Linked DNA regions of Homo sapiens: region 1 is linked to region 2. The links are chromatin loops, found by intact Hi-C in ENCODE. Cell type or tissue: IMR-90. All regions are shown on one strand. Each heading gives the region's core, and the rest is flanking DNA. Links, peaks and the distances in the headings are about the cores only.

Region 1 (8,815 bases), core at 336-8,335, 49 kb before region 2:
CTGTAATCCCAGCACTTCGAGAGGCTTAGACAGGAGCACCAGGAGTTGGAGACCAATCTGGGCAACATAGCGGGACTTTGTCTCTACAAAAAATGAAAAAATTAGCCGGCCATGGTGTATACCTGTGGTCCCAGCTACTCAGGAGGCTAAGGTGGGAGGATCACTTGAGCCCAGGAGGTCGAGGCTGCAGTGAGCCATGATCATGCTACTGCACTCCAGCCTAGGCAACAGAGCAAGACCCTGTCTCAAAAAAAAAAAAAAAAAATTACTCTAAGAATAGCCATGAAATTTATTCATGGCTCTCCTAAGGAAATCCTAAGGAAATACTCAGAAAGGCAGATAAAAGTGTCTATCACAGCATTGTTTATATATAGTACTAAAAATTGGAATTAATTTAAATATCTAACAATAAAAGAACAGCTGGTAAACCATGAAATATAAATAGCTTTAAATATTATAGAGCTATTAAAATGGTATTTATAGAAAATAATGTCATGGGGACATGCCCATGATATAGTATTAAATTGGAAAACCAGAATGTTAAATGTAAGTAATACATTATCCCAGCTGTATGTGTGTACAATTCTCTATAAACATATACTTAGAAAATTCTGGAAAAATATAAATCAGGCAGGAGAATCGCTTGAACCCAGGAGGTGGAGGTTGCAGTGAGCTGAGTTCGTGCCACTGCACTCCAGCCTGGGAAACAAGAGTGAAACTCTGTCTCAAAAAAAAATTGTTTTACGTTTTTTAAAAAAAAATCATGATTCTGCCTCAAAAAAAAAAAGCCAGCCAATTGAAGACACAAAACAAGGCAAATATTTGATCCTGTGTAGGCTTATATTTCTATCGTCAGGATTAGAAAAAATCATAATGAATATGAATAATATGTACTGCACATTCTATAAACCTTTGATACCTTTTCAATACTTTTTCCAGGTCTTAAGCATGTCTACATTTTTCTTACTTAGCAGGTAAGACTGTTGCATAAGCGTATGAAATAAACTGAAGTCAATAAACAAGACCTTTATGGCTGGGCGCAGTGGCTCACACCTGTAATCCCAGCACTTTGGGAGGCTGAGGCGGGCAGATCACCTGAGGTCAGGAGTTCCAGACCAGCCTGACCAACGTGGAGAAACTCCATCTCCACTAAAAATACAAAATTAGCCAGGCGTGGTGGCTCATGCCTGTAATTCCAGCTATTCAGGAGGCTGAGGCAGGAGAATCACTTGAACCCGGGAGGCAGAAGTTTCAGTGAGCTGAGATCAGGCCATTGCACTCCAGCCTGTGCAACAAGAGCTAAACTCCATCTCAAAAAAAAAAAAAAAAAAAAAAAAAGGAAACAAGACCTTATTATGGCCTTGCTTCCTAGTTTTTCTGGCTTTTGATAATATTTATCTGGCCCTTCACAGTGACCTCCAAATAACTGCACTGGACTATCTGCTTGCAGAAATTACACAAATAATTTCAAGAGCAGGATTTGTGTAATAATGAAGCTACTGTAATACTCACTCTCACAGCCTTCACCCCATGTAAGATAAGTACATATTCATCCTTTTGGAGGCCCCTGAAACACAGAAATACCCATGTCAAAACTTACTTTCTTCTTTCTTAATCTAGAATTTCTCTAGTTAAAACTGATTAGATAATTAGAGCTGAATTGTGATGGTTTTATTTTCCAAATACAAAACTAATCATGATTTAAAATTTGAACCTCTTCCACTTGAATGTATTCCTTTTCCCTTAAAATAAAAGACTGATTTTAAAACCCATGTTGCAGTAGGAAATCACATCATACAACAAATTTAGGATAAAACCTTTGTCTGGGTTTGGTCTCAACTTTTTCAAAAAAGCAAGATAAACTTCCACACTTTTTTATAGAGAAAAATACAAGTTTCAACTATAAAAATAGTGATTAGGCTGGGAATGGTGCTCACGCCTCTAATCCCAGCACTTTGGGAGGCCAGGCGGTAGATCTCTTGAGCCTAGGAGTTCGAGACCAGCCTAGGTAACATGGGGAAACCTGTCTCTACAAAAAAAAAAAAGTTAGCAGGGTGTGGTGGCATGTGCCTGTAGTCCTAGCTACTTGGGAGGTTGAGGTGGGAGGATTGCTTGAACCTGGGAGGTAGAGATTGTAGTGACCCCAGACCATACCACTGCATTCCAGCCTGGGCAACGGAGTGAAACCCTGTCTCAAATAATAATAATAATAATGATTAAAAAGAAGGCTAATCATTAGCCTCCTTTTAGGCATTTTAGGGCATGTCTCTATTTAATCCAGCATGAGACTTACTGTATGTCTGGCATTTTTTGGCATTCTTTTCTTTCAGAAGCATGACTACCTTTTACTTACTGACTCGTCCTCCTAGGGGGATTTTTTCCATTATATAGTTATCAATCTAATCAGTTTTTTCAGTGTATATCTGTCAGAGACATTGGAACCAGAGCAACTCCATCTTAAATAGGGGCTGGGTGGCTAGGTGCAGTGGCTCACGCCTGTAATCCCAGCACTTTGGGAGGAGGCCGAGGCAGGCGGATCACGAGGTCAGGAGTTCGAGACCAGCCTGACCAACATGGTGAAACCCCGTCTCTACTAAAAATACGAAAATTAGCCGGTTGTGGTGGCCCGTGCCTGTAATCTCAGCTACTCAGGAGGCTGAGGCAGGAGAATCGCTTGAACCCGAGAGGCAGAGGTTGCAGTGAGCCAAGATCACACCACTGCATGCCAGCCTGGGCGACAGTGCCAGACTCCCTCTGGAAAAAAAGAAAAAAAAGGTGGGGGGCTGGGTAAAATGATGCTGAGACCTGCTGGGCTGCATTCCCAGACGGTTAAGGCATTCTAAGTCACAGGATGAGATGAGATAGAAGGTTAGCACAAGATACAGGTCATAAAGACCTTGCTGATAAAACAGGTTGCATTAAAGAAGCCAGCTAAAACCCAACAAAACCAAAATGGTGACGACAGTGACCTCTGGTAGTCCTCACTGCTATATTCCCACCAGTGCCAGGACAGTTTACAAATGCCATGGTAATGTCAGGAAGTTACCCTATATGGTGTAAAAAGGGGAAGCATGAATAATCTACCCCTTGTTTAGCATATGATCAAGAAATAGGGCCGTCGAGGTGGCTCATGCCTGTAATCCCAGCACTTTGGGAGGTCAGGGTGGGTGGATCACGTGAGGTCAAGAGTTCGAGACCAGCCTGGCCAACATGGTGAAACCCCATCTCTACTGCAAATACAAAAATTAACTGGGCGTGGATGCGGGTGCCTGTAATCTCAGCCACTCAGGAGGCTGAAGCAAGAGAATCACTTGTCACCGGGAGGCGGAGGTTGCAGTGAGCCGAAATCATGCCACTGCACCGTAGCCTGGGCGACAGAGCGAGACTCCATCTCAGAAAAATCTATAAAAGGCCGGGCGCGGTGGCTCGTGCCTGTAATCCCCGCACTTTGGGAGGCCGAGGCGGGTGGATCACGAGGTCAGGAGATCAAGACCATCCTGGCTAACATGGTGAAACCATTTCACTTTGCAGATTCGCCCTGAATTCTTTCTTGCTGGAGATCCAAGAACCCTCTCTGGGGGTCTGGATCAGAACCCCTTTCCTATAACATGTCTACCATCCAGAAACAGACACCGTACATTTATCCTTCATAAAGTGCAGAATAAAAAATGGAACTATCAGAACTGTGAGGCTTTTTTTCCCTCCTTCAAATATTACAGAATAATCTTTCCATATGCCCAAAATCAATGTCTTTAAGAAAATGCACAAAACACAAACTATTACTAGAATGGTTTCACAGCTAAGGATTACTCATATGCATTCTGTTTGCCAAATCCTTATGTAGAACATCTGTAAGACATCTTATTTTTGTCAGGGCAAAGGGAATTTTTTTCTACGCCTTTAAAGTTTCAAGTCCGCCGAAATAAACTGACAATAGATTAATAGGAGAAAAGGCAAACAGATTTATTAACATGCAAGCGTGCACAGGAGCCATACAAAATATGAAACTCAAAGAAGGGCCAGATGGCTGAAGCTTTGTAGGGGAGAGGGAGAAGGGAGATGGAGATGGGAAAAATATAGGCAATTTTGAGAGGCAGTAAATGATTTTGGGGAGAGTTGACTGGGCCCAAAGAATAGGCAATCATTTGTAAATGATTCTATTTGAAAATTGAATGGGACCTGAAGAACAGACAATGGCTTGTGACAAAGCCTGTCTAGATGAGGTGACTTTCCTCAGTCTTCCTTCCTGCTCCGTGAGTTTCATCCTCTCTGTTTTGAAATTTCAGTGATCAAAGGCAACTATGTTCCTTCTGGAGGAGCTTCAGATAAGGGAGCTTCAGAGAATTCCACCCTGGGCTTGGGGTTGGGGAGAAACAGGAGAAAGAAAGTTCTTGGTTCTGAGGCTGCTTCTAAGGCCTTTAAATTTCCTTTAGTTCAAAATGCTCAGCGTGCCAAAGCACCATATTTTGGGGTATTGTTTTCTGAGCCCCAACATTTGCTATTGTCTTGTCTTCCTGCATCCTCCTATAAGGATTTGTTTTTTCCCCTAACGATCAACTTTGGTAACAGAAAAATGAGGACGTAGAGGAAAATCTGATGGGGTGATTAGGCTAAGTAACAATTTTCTTTCTTTTTTTTTTTTTTTTGAGACAGAGTCTCGCTCTGTCACCCAGGCTGGATAGAGTGCAGTGGCGCAATCTTGGCTCACAGCAAGCTCTGCCTCCTGGGTTCACGCCATTCGCCTGCCTCAGCCTCCCAAGTAGCTGGGACTACAGGCGCCCGCCACCACGCCCAGCTAATTTTTTGTATTTTCAGTAGAGACGCGGTTTCACCGTGTTGACCAGGATGGTCTTGAACTCCTGAACTCGTGATCTGCCCGCCTCAGTCTCCCAAAGTGCTGGGATTACAGGCGTGAGCCACCGCATCCAGCCGGGGTAAGTAACAACTTTCTAGTTAAGGGGCTAGAGAACAGCATCGTGCTTCTAGTTGTCAATTACCTTGCCTATCTCAGTATAACTAAGGACAATCCTACAGAAAGCAGCCCAATTCCTTACCTTTATGAACAAAGGTCTTCATACTCTTTCCAACCTTATCCCCCTCTTTTATCTCTTATAGTCTAGATACACTGAACCTCTTAGAGCTCTCAGAATGTATCAGGCTCTTCCCCAAACTTTACCTTCTTTCTAATTAAAGAAAAAAAGAGAGTGATTCTATCATTTCCTACTGACTATTCCCTCCACCTTCAGTGCCTTTCCCTGCCCCTTCTCCAGGCTAAAGCCAGCATAATTGTCACCTCCCAACTAGCGAATGTTAAGCATTCTCCAATTCCCCAGTCAGCATTACTTGCCTTGTCCTCTATGTTCCCAAAGAGATTTGTTCACACTCTGGAGTAGTGTAACACTCCTCTCCTATGGTTTTGGTTTGGGGAGGAAAAGAATTATGGGTGACTTTAAATATTTTCTTCTTTATTCTTTTTTATATGTTTTAATGTCCTAGAATTTATTTTTAGAAACAGGGTCTCACCTGGCTGGGTGTGGTGGCTCACACCTATAATCCCAGCACTTTGGGAGGCCGAGGCTGGTGGATCACCTGAGGTCAGGAGTTCGAGACCAGCCTGGCCAAGATGGTGAAACCCCGTCTGTACTTAAAATACAAAAAAAATTACCTGGGCGTGGTGGTATGCACCTGTAATCCCAGCTACTTGGGAGGCTGAGGCAGGAGAATTGCTTGAACCCGGGAGGCAGAGGTTGCAGTGACCCGAGATCAAGCCATTGCACTCCAGCCTGGGGGCCTGGGGGAGAAGAGCGAGGCTTCGTCTCAAAGAAAAAAAAAAAAGAGGAAAAAAGAAACAGGGTCTCAACTTGTCATCCAGGCTGGAGTGCAGTGGCGTGATCATGGCTTACTGCAGCCTTGAACTTGAACTCCTGCACTCAAGAGATCTTTCTGCCTTGGCCTCCTACAGTGTTGTTTTGTTTTGTTTTGTTTTCTGAAACAGAGTCTTGCTGTCTTGCCCAGGCTAGATTGTAGTGGCGGCAATCTCGGCTCACTGCAACCTCTGCCTCCCAGGTTCAAGCAATTCTCCTGCCTCAGCCTCTCGAGTAGCTGGGATTACAGGCCCCTGCCACCACGCCCGGCTAATTTTTGCATTTTTAGTAGAGACAGGGTTTCACCATCTTGGCCAGGCTGGTCTCAAACTCCTCACCTCGTGATCCACCCGCCTCAGCCTCCCAAACTGCTGGGATTACAGGGTGAGTCACAGAGCCGGCCTGCTTTTTTTTTAGACGGAGTTTCTCTCTTGTCGCCTAGGCTGGAGTGTGATGGCGCGATCTCGGCTCACTGCAACCTCTGCCTCCCGAGTTCACGTGATTCTCCTGCCTCAGCCTTCTGAGTAGCTGGGATTACAGGCGCCCGCCACCATGTCCGGCTAATTTTTCATTTTTAGTAGAGACGGAGTTTTGCCATGTTGGTCAGGCTGGTCTCAAACTCCCGACCTCAGTTGATCTCCCGCCTCAGCCTCCCAAAGTGCTGGGATTACAGGCATGAGCCACTGCGCCTAGCCTCAGAACAAAAATTATACTCAAGGTAAGGAAATACAGAAAAAAAAATTATGTAAACTCATTGTTCATTATAAAAATCCAAATTACTTCACAGATGACACTTTATTATCAGCACTAAATCCTAACCCTAATATTTATTGAAGCCTCCAGGATATGTTAATATTCTATTTAGTACTCTGGTTTATCATACATTAGGTTTGCAATGTCTTTTTTCAAAGAATCATATTGTATCATTCTAGTAAGACTCCTCAGGCGCTTGGTGGAATAGAGAGTGTTTAAATAAGCCATTCCAGGAACCAGAATTTTGATTGTCCCTAGTGGATTCCACAAGATTAACATATTTAGCTGCAATGGGAATGCTTCCTTAGAGCAAGACTTTATGAAGACAGCAAAAATGACTAACCAAGTGTCTAAAATCTGCAGTATAAAAGAGCTCTCAGCTGGGCGCGGTGGCTCACGCTCACGCCTATAATCCTAGCACTTCGGGAGACCGAGGCGGGCAGATCACCTGAGATCAGGAGTTTGAGACCAGCCTGGCCCACATGGTGAAACCCCATCTTCACTAAAAATACAAAAATTAGCCGGGCGTGGTGGCAGACGCCTGTAATCCCAGCTACTCGGGAGGCTGAAGCAGGAGAATCACTTGAACCCAGGAGGCAGAGGTTGCAGTAAACCGAAGTCATGCCATTGCACTCCAGCCTGGGCTACAAAGCAAGACTCCGTCTCAAAAAAAAAAAAAAAAAAAAAAAAAAAAAATGCCGGGCGCGGTGGCTCACGCCTGTAATCCCAGCACATTGGGAGGCCGAGGCGGGCAGATCACGAGGTCAGGAGATTGAGACCATCCTGGCTAACACAGAGAAACCCCATCTCTACTAAAAATACAAAAACTTAGCCGGGCGTGATGGCGGGCACCTGTAGTCCCAGCTACTCGGGACACTAAGACAGCAGAATGGCGTGACCCCAGGAGGCGGAGCTTGCAGTGAGCCGAGATTGTGACACTGCACTCTAGCCTGGGCGACAGAGCGAGACTCCATCTCAAAAAAAAAAAAAAAAAAAAAAAAAAAAAAAAAAAAAAAAAGCTCTCATTTGCAGTCCACACAAACATGTCTATATGCAACATAAACAATATGCAGAAGGTTATGATATTTTGATATTTATTTTCATTTTTCTCTTCATTATAGAACGGTGAGCTGGATGTGGTGGTGCATGCCTGTAAGTTCCAGCTACTCAGGAGGCTGAGGCAGGAGGATGGATGAGCACAGGAGTTCTGGGCTGTAGTGTGTGCTATGCCGATCAGGTGTCAGCATAAGTTCCACATCAGTATGGTGACCACCTAGAAGCAGGGATCACCAGTTTACCTAAGGAGGGGTGAACCGGCCCAGGTCAGAAATGGAGCAGGTCAAAAACTCCCTGCTAGGCTGGGCGCTGTGGCTCACGCCTGTAATCCCAGTACTTTGGGAGGCCAAGGCCGGCAGATCACGAGGTCAAGAGATCGAGACCATCCTGGCCAACATGGTGAAATCTTGTCTCTACTAAAAATATAAAAATTAGCTAGGTGTGGTGGCAGGCGCCTGAAATCCCAGCTACTGGGGAGGCCGAGACAGGAGAATCGCTTGAACCCGGGAGATGGAGTTTCCGCAATGAGCTGAGATCACGCCACTGCACTCCAGCCTGGGCCACAGAGCGAGACTTCGTCTCAAAAAAAAAAAACAAAACCCTGCTGATCAGTAGTGGTATTGTGTCTGTGAATACCCATTGCACTCCAGCCTGGGCAACATAGTGAGACTCTGTCTCTAAAAATAAAAAATAAAATAAAAAAGGAAAAAGGAAAAGAACTGTGAAAGCCCTTAGCCATACATGGTTAAGTTGTGTTTTCTATTTTAATTTCTCTTCTTGTATGGTCCATTGATTATTTTCTTTCATGTGTCCTGTTCTCTTGTACCATGCAGGTCTGGCTATGGTGCAAGGTGACTTCTGAGGTCAGTTCCTTTATTACTATTTGCAAAAACAGTGATACATTGTCAACCTGTAATTTCCAAATGATTACTTCAAATAAAGATTTTATGAATTGCATTGTTGAAGAGTCTTGGGCAGTGCTCTGCAAAAGGTCCCAGTTTTACTTAGTACTGGGAAATTGTCTTCCTTCTGTTTGTTCTGTTCTGCAAGCTCTGCTCTAAGGCCAGCACCTCTTACTCAGCTGTCTTCATGTTTGATGTGATCAGTGTTTTCTGTACTGTGGTGACTGGTGAGAGATATAA
Region 2 (8,815 bases), core at 436-8,435:
ATGATAGTTCATGCCTGTAATCCCAGCACTTTGGGAGGTCAACACAGGTGTATTGCTTGAGCTCAGGAGTTTGAGACCAGCCTGGGTAACATGGTGAAACTGTCTCTACAAAAAATAGAAAAATTAGCCAGGCTTGGTGGTTTCTGCCTGTAGTCCCAGCTACCAGGGAGTCTGAGGTGGGAGGCTCACTTGAGCCCGGGAAGCAGAGGTGAGCTCGTGCCACACACTCCAGCCTGGGTAACAGTGCCAGACCCTGTCTCAAAAGGAAAAAAATATATAAAAATGTAACAATACAGAAAGAAATGAAAAGCAAACATCTTCACATCTTCCTCCCCATTCTCTGATCCCCAAATCTCTAATCCCTTGCCCCAAAGGTGGGAACTTGTTAATAGCTTTTGTCTGTTTGTTTTGTTTTAAGACAGGGCAACTCCTGTTGCCCAGACTGGAGTGCAGTGGTGCGATCACGGCTCATTGCAGCCTCGACTTCTGAAGCTCAAGTGATCCTCCCACCTCAACCTCCCGAGTAGCTGGGACTACAGGAGTGAGCCATCATGCCCAGCTAATTTTCTGCATTTTTAGTAGAGACAGTGTTTCACCATTTTGGCCAGGCTGGTCTTGAACTCCTGGGCTAAAGTACTCTGTCTGCCTTGGCCTCCCAAAGTCCTGAGGTTATAGGTGTGAACCAGCCTGATAGCTTCTTGTATATGGAACAAGAAGGGGAAGAAAAAAAGAAAAACATACATATCCTTTCAAAAATTTTACACAGATGGTTTCACACTGTTCTGCATTTTGCTTTTCCCACTAAATAGTCTATCCAGGAAATATTTTTGCATTTTAATTGCTGAATTTTTTGGAAATAGAATTATTTACTAGCCCCATTTATCAGATTTATATATACATACATACATATATATATATATACAATAGTATAAAGAACATTCTTGTACCTATATCTTAGTGACTTTTATGACTAGATTCCTATACTAAACTAGCAGTATAATCGCCTGGTTAGCATTTTTACTCTAGCTATTAGCAAAATATCCTTCCAAAAGCTTCCACAAATTTATACTCTCACCTACAATGTATGTCTGTTTCCCTACACTCTGGCCAACACTGGGTATTATTATTACTTAATTTTGGTAATTTGGTAAAGTTGTTCTTATGTTTATTGATGATCTGTATACCTTTTTTCCTTTCTATTTCAGAGACAGACTTGCTCTGTCGTCCAAGCTGGAGTACAGTGGCGCTATCATAGCTCACTGTAGCCTCAATCTCCTGGACTCAAGGGGGTCCTCCTGCCTTAGCCTCCTGAGTAGCTGGGACTACAGGTGTGTTCCACCACACCTGGCCTGTATACCTTTTCTTCTTCTTCTTTTTTTTTTTGAGACGGAGTTTTGCTCTTATTGCCCAGGCTAGAGTGCAGTGGCTCAACCTCGGCTCACTGTAACCTCTGCCTCCCGGGTTCAGGCGATTCTCCTGCCTCAGCCTCCCAAGTAGCTGGGATTACAGGCGTCTGCCACCACATCCAGCTAATTTTTTGTATTTTTAGTAGAGACGGGGTTTCACCATGTTGGCCAGGCTGGTCTTGAACTCCTGACCTCAGGTGATCCACCCACCTCAGCCTCCCAAAGTGCTGGGATTACAGGCATGAGCCACTGTGCTCAGCCCTACCTTTTCTTCTTGAGCTGCCTGCTATTTGTAATTTTCATTTTTTCTTATTACCTTGTTTAATCCCTTTACATACTAAAGAAAGTATCTGTTATATTTTGACTATTTTACAGTATTTTTGCCATACAAGAGTAATGTGGTCAATTTTATCAATTTATTTTTATTTTCTGAATTTCATGTTATATTTTAGAAAGAACTTACTCATCCCATAATTATAAATTGATCTCTCTCTTTTAAGGCCTAAACAGTTTAATTCTTTGTTTATTAAAGTAGATTTGTTCTTTTTGCTTTGTTTAGTTTGGTTTTAGGTTTTTGTTTTGCTATGTTAATTCCAAAGGTCAAAAAAACAATGAAAAAGAAAAATATTTTTGACTGTATCACAGGAAGATATATTTGATTCAGCAATGAATTCAATTGTTTAAAACTATGTGGGCCAACATTTTGTGCAGCAAATAAAATATTTTTACACCCAAATGTGGACCAAAGGCAGACAGTTTACAATCTCTGATCTATGAGCTCAAGAATACTAATTTCCCTCCTCACTTTTGAAAATGTGACTGTTGAAAACATTTCCTCAGGCTGGGCGCAATGGCTCATGCCTGTAATCCCCACCCTTTGAGAGGATCGCTTGAACCCAGGAGTTTGAGACTAGCTTGGGCCACATAGGGAGATCCCATCTCCACAAAAAAATATAAAAATTAGCTGGGCGTGGTGCTGCACACCTGTGGTCCCAGCTACTGGGGAGGCTGAGGTGGGAGGATCATTTGAGACTGGGAGGTTGAGACTAAAGCGAGTCGAGATCGCGCCACTGTACTCCAGCCTGAGAAACAGAAGGAGAGACCCTGTCTCAAAAAAAAAAAGGCCAGGCGCAGTGGCTCACACACACCTGTAATCCCGGCACTTTGGGAGGCCAAGGTGGGTGAATTGCTTGAGCCCAGAAGTTTGAGACCAGCCTGGGCAACATGGCAAAATTCCATCTCAACAAAAAATACAAAAATTAGCTGGGCATGGTGGCGTGTGCATGTAGTCCCAGCAACTAGGGAGTCTGAGGTAGGAGGGTCACTTGAGCCAGGGGAAATTGAGGCTGCAGTGAGCCATGATTGTGCCACTGCACTCCAGCAAAAAAAAACACAAACAAACCAAACAAAACAAAACAACTTTTTTTTTCCTCTAAGATTTTCTTTTTTTTTCTTTCTTTTTTTTTTTTTGAGACGGAGTCTTGCTCTGTCGCCCAGGCTGGAGTGCAGTGGCGTGATCTCGGCTCACTGCAAGCTCTGCCTCCTGAGTTCATGCCATTCTCCTGCCTCAGCCTCCCGAGTAGCTGGGATTACAGGTGCCCGCCACCATGCCCAGCTAATTTTTTGTATTTTTAGTAGAGACGAGGTTTCACCATGTTAGCCAGGATGGTCTCGATCTCCTGACCTCGTAATCCACCTGCCTTGGCCTCCCAAAGTGCTGGGATTACAGGCGTGAGCCACCACACCCCACCTAAGATTTTCATTTTAGAGGAAACAAAGCAAAATGTCTATTAGGTTGTACCACATGGAATGATTTTTATAGGTCAAAACCAGTCAAATATTGGCAGTTTCATGTGGTTCAACCTAATATAATTGCCTAAACGTTACAAAAGTTTATTCTTTGTCTATGAAGTCCAAAACAGATGTTCTTCATCTGTCGGTAGCTGTCCTTAACAGTACTGGTGATTCAGCATCCCAGGTTTCTTCTATCTTGTAACTTCTCTATCTTTAACAAATGACTTCCAAGGTCATGATATCTGCCACACTGAGACAGAATGGGGGATAAGGCATTGAGGAGTGTACTGGGGGAGTTTTATGGAACAGGCCCCCTAGTGATGTAATCGCTGCCACCCACAACCCTTTCGTTGGATAGAGCTCATCCCATGGCCATACCTAACTGCAAGAAAGGCTGAGGAATATTCTAGCTAGCTGTGTGCACAAAATTAAGAGAAAATGAGGCTGGTACATTCTTGCATCTTATTTTTTTATGTAGAATAAATTTCGAGGAATAATAATACAATATATTTGATCAGTTTACAAGGAATTTGTGTTTTTGAGTCAGAGTCTCACTCTGTTGCCCAGGCTGGAGTGCAGTGGCGCCATCTCGGCTCACTGCAACCCCTGCCTCCCAGGTTCAAGCGATTCTCCTGCCTCAGCCTCTTGAGTAGCTGGGATTACAGGGCTGTGCCACCACACCTGGCTGATTTTTGTATTTTTAGTAGAGACAGAGTTTCACCATGTTGGCCAGGCTGGTTTTGAACTCCTGACCTCAAGTGATCCACTCGCCTCGGCCTCGTAGAGTGCTGGGATTACAGGCATGAGCCACTGCGCTTGGCCTGTGCATTTTTTAAATCTGAGTTTCTAAGAGCTCTACAAGATAAACAAAAAATTATTACCATTTTATAGCTGCAGAAACTGAGACCGAAAAGGCAAGGTTGACTTGTCTAAGGACATGAACTAGTAAGTAGTGAAATCAGCTTATAACAGCAAGCATATTTTAAATAGTGCCATTTGGCTTATGCAGCACTTTCACGTATATTTTCTCTGACCAGTAGTGCAGGGCTCTTCCCATCCTGACAGTCGGCTTGTGGCCTCTCCATCATGCCCAGCTGGTTATTAGCATGTTGCTGGCCCAGCAGATTTTAGGCTACAAATAGATGTATTTGTTGTCTGACTGATTCTTTTCCTGGAGTCAGGCACATTTACCCTTGCTAGAAACCAAGCCCTCCCTGCTTCCTGGCTCAGGTTAAGAGGCAGTTTTATGAGGCCCTGAGAAGGCACATGGCTACCTCCTTACACTTGTGTGGCACAGAAGAGCTCTCCAGGTGAGTACTAAATTGCCAAAGCTTAAAGGATGTGGAAGGGCAATTTTGGGGTGGGGAGACGGGGTTACAAGGGGATGCAGCTGTAGTCCCAACTCTATTACCTGCCAAGGGGTGGGGCTTTGCTGCTTTTTTGTTTTTTGTTTTCCAGAGACAGGGTTTTGCTAGGTTGCCCAGGCTAGACCCGAACCCCTGGGCGTAAGTGACCCTCCTACCTCACCCTCCTGAGCAGCTGAAACTATAGGCAAGTACCACGCCACTCAGCTCTTTCGGCTGTTTTCTATTTTCTTCAAATGTGTAGTATTTGGTGGTTAGTAGAGAAAGGGAGAGGAATGATTTCTGTTTCATAAACTCAAATTCAACTTCACAGCTTCTGTGTTCCTAATTTCCATAATTCTCATCTTCTATGGCAATCTCTAACTGCTGCTTCCCCACATTCCCCCCTCCTCAGTCATTTATTTAAATGAGAACATGCCTTCTTCATCAGGAGCGTTTGAGGTCTGAGGTTCACTTTGTGAATTCTCTGAGGTCATCAGCTACTGCATCTTTTTCTTTTGAGCTTTCCCTGCTCACAAGTGCCTGGCCCATAGTGGGTGTCCCAAATACTTGCTGGCAAGAACTTTGCAAGGATCTTGGAAGTTTTCAGAGAGAAAGAACTCAGAATTAAAGCAAAATAAATAGCATGTTTCTGCTTTAAAAAATAAGACTTTATGATCATTTCAAGCATTCAGGAATAAAAAGGGAGAAAATAGTATGATGATCATTCATATACCCCCACAACATATTTCAACAACTATTAACATTTTGCTGTATTTGCTTCATCTATTTATATTCATAATCTCTGCCGAAGCACTGCAAAACAAATTATAGACATCAGGATACTTCCTCCCAGCAGCTTGCATCTTTAAAAACTAAGGACAGACCGGGCGCGGTGGCTCATGCCTGTAATCCCAGCACTTTGGGAGGCCACGGTGGGTGGATTACCTGAGGTCGGAAGTTCAAGACCAGCCTGACCAACATGGAGAAACCCCGTCTCTACTAAAAAATACAAAATTAACTGGGCATGATGGTGGGCACCTGTAGTTCCAGCTACTCAGGAGGCTGAGGCAGGAGAATCGCTTGAAGCCGGGAGACGAAGGTTGTGGAGAGCTGAGATGGCGTCATTGCACTCCAGCCTGGGTAACAAAAGTGAAACTCCATCTCAAACAAAACAAAACAAAACAAAACCTAAGGACAGCCGCCGCAGTGGCTCACGCCTGTAATCCCAGCACTTTGGGAGGCCGAGGAGGGCGGATCACGAGGTCAGGAGTTTGAGACCAGCCTGACCAACATGGTGAAAACCCATCACTAGTAAAAATACAAAAATTAGGGCATGGTGGCGCACACCTGTAATCCCAGCTACTCAGGAGGCTGAGGTTGCAGTGAGCCAAGGTCGCACCACTGCACTCTAGCCTGGGCGACAGAGTGAGACTCCATCTCAAAAAAAAAAACAAAAAGAAAACTAAGGACATTATCCTACATGACCCTAGCAGCCTAATCACATCTAAAGGTAATTATAGTTCACTAAAGTCATGTAATATCCAGTTTATATTAGAACTTCCCTAACTGTTCCCAGAACATCTTTTATGTCTTTCATGTTTTGAAATCAGGTTTGAAATCAAGGTTTATACATCGCATTTGACCCTTTAAGTTCCTTTTAATCCAAAACAGTGGTCAGAAAATTTTTCCAGTAAAGGACTAGATAGTAAATATTTCAGGCTTTGCAGGCCATTGTCCTTTTTAACACATAATTGTGCTGTTGGAGCATATAGCCATAAACAGTACGGACACAGACAGAGCTTAAAGGAATGGGCATGGCTGTGTTCCAATAAAACTTTACTTGCAAAAACAGGCTATGGGCTGGATTTGAACCTCAGGCTGTCCTTTGCCCACCTCTGATCTAAACAGCCCCTCTTCCTCATACCCATGTTTAAGAATAATTTTTTTAAGAATTATATATATATTTTATATATTTTTTGAGACGGAGTCTCGCTCTGTCGCCCAGGCTGGAGTACAGTGGCATGATCTTGGCTCACTGCAAGCTCCGCCTCCCAGGTTCACGCCATTCTCCTGCCTCAGCCTCCCGAGTAGCTGGGACTACAGGCGCCCGCCACCACGCCCGGCTAATTTTTTGTATTTTTAGTAGAGACGAGGTTTCACCGTGTTAGCCAGGATGGTCTCGATCTCCTGACCTCGTGATCTGCCAGCCTCAGCCTCCCAAAGTGCTGGGATTACAGGCGTGAGCCACCGCTCCCGACTTAAGAATAATTTTTTAAAAATAGTTCTTTAATCTAAGCAATCCATACACATAGTTTAGAGACTGAGACGACTGCTACTAAGATATAATGAAACGAGTAGTCCCTTATCCCCCATGCCACCGTTAATTCTCAGGATGTAATTCCTAAGAAGCAATCACGATGTAATTCCTAAGAAGCAATCACGATGAAATCCCCGCACCATTTATTTATTTTTATTATTTATTATTATTTTTAAAGACAGGGTCTTCCCTTTTCACCCAGGATAGAGTGCAGTGGCGCAGTCTCAGCTCACTGCAGCCTCGAACTTCCTGGTCTCAGGTGATCCTCCCACCTCAGCCTTCCAAGTAGCTGGGACTACAGACGCACACTACAATGGCTGGTTAACTTTCTTTTTTTTTTTTTTTTTTAACAGAAAGGGTTTTGCCATGTTGCCCAGGCTGGTTTGGAGCTCCTGGTCTCCAGTGATCTGCCCACCTTGGCCTCCCAAAGTGCTGGGATTGCAGGCATGAGCCAATAGGCCTGCCCCTCTCCCGCATTTTTTTTTTTTTTTTTTGAGATGGGAGTCTCACTGTGCCCAGGCTGGAGTGCAGTGGTGTGATCTCGGCTCACTGCAACCTTCGCTTCCCGGGTTCAAGCAATTCTCCTGCCTCAGCCTCCCAAGTAGCTGGGATTATAGGCGTGTGCCACAATGCCCGGCTAATTTTTGTATTTTTAGTAGAGACAGGGTTTTGCCATGTTGGCCAGGCTGGTCTTGAACTCCTGACCCCAAGTGATCCACCCGCCTCCGCCTCCCAAAATGTTGGGATTACAGGCGTTAGCCACCTCGCCTGGCTCTTTCCCCTACGTTCTTAATTATTCGACTTTAACGTTGCACATTTTGGATCTGATTGTTTCCTATGATGCTTTTTCTGTAAACTGAAACCTAAAAGACCAACGCTGAATTAAATGTGTAAACTTTCAATAAAAGAAATTGCTTTCGGCCGGGCGCCGTGGCTCATGCCTGTAATCCCAGCACTTTGGGAGGCTGAGGTGGGCGGATCACCTAAGGTCGGGAGTTCGAGATCAGCCTGACCAACATGGAGAAACCCCGTCTCTACTGAAAATACAAAATTAGCCAGGCATAGTGGCACATGCCTGTAATCCCAGCTACTAGGGAGGCTGAGGCAGGAGAATCGCTTGAACCTGGGAGGCAGAGGTTGCAGTGAGCCGAGATCGTGCCATTGCACTCCAGCCTGGGTAACAAGAGTGAAACTCCATCTCAAAAAAAAACAAAAACAAAAACAAAAACATTGCTGTCTAAAAGAAAAGAGCAGGCCTAATGTCTTTGGAATACGCCAGCACACTGGGTGCATGTATAAAGGTCTCTGGGTCTGAGTCTTCATTGTATATAGGTGATTTCCTGGATTCCTTTTAACTCTAAAATCTCCTATTGCCCTGACAACAGATCAAATTTTTGACGAATGTGATGTCATGCTCCTTGCTGTCTCATTTACAGCCATTAGCTCTTAAGTATTGTGACACTTTGAGTAATCAAGGGCTGTAGTTTTTATGAGAGTTTGTTCAGCTTTGGTTACTTTTATATAGGATACATTCATAGCTATCCTAATAACAGTTTACCTTCCAACTTTGAAGGCTGCATTTGCTGCTATGACATAGGAGTTGGTATGCAAATGGATGTCTTGACCAGCTGAAATACTAGGGGCCCTTTGTCTCAACACTGTAGGCCAGGAATTTCCAGGCAGCCACTTCCAAAGCTACTGCTTGGTGCCTTGCCAGGTTTGGGGGCTTGGTTTAAATCAAAGTAGCAGATACCAGCCTCGGGTCCCCAGGCTTCGTGAGAAACCTCTAGTGAGCTGCTATTCCAACCTATCTCCACAGGGGTAGCAAGCACAACTCACTGCTAGACTCAAACTATTTTTTCCAATGACAAGATTCCAATTATCTTCAGGCTACTAAAATGTTCCAAAAGCTGGGCGCAGTGGCTTTTGCATATAGTCCCAGCTACTCCAGA

What was found. Peaks named below come from ENCODE experiments on the same cell type or tissue, not always from the same donor. Only the 100,000 strongest peaks of a DNase experiment are listed, where the experiment ranks them.
Region 1: a loop joins it to region 2, with 2.4 times the contacts of the local background. A loop is called at or near these places in 34 of 110 quality-filtered maps.

Annotation. Positions count from the first base shown.
Region 1 is chr2:202,356,349-202,365,163 of GRCh38, reverse strand. It overlaps the pseudogene RN7SL40P. Among named protein-coding and RNA genes, the nearest start is that of BMPR2, 16 kb to the left of the region's middle. RefSeq lists an enhancer at 6,188-6,772. In IMR-90, for the core only: no CTCF peak of the experiment used is centred there; a DNase peak (open chromatin) is centred at 3,843.
Region 2 is chr2:202,307,665-202,316,479 of GRCh38, reverse strand. No RefSeq gene overlaps it. Among named protein-coding and RNA genes, the nearest start is that of SNORD11, 19 kb to the right of the region's middle. RefSeq lists a silencer at 4,127-4,327. In IMR-90, for the core only: no CTCF peak of the experiment used is centred there; no DNase peak of the experiment used is centred there.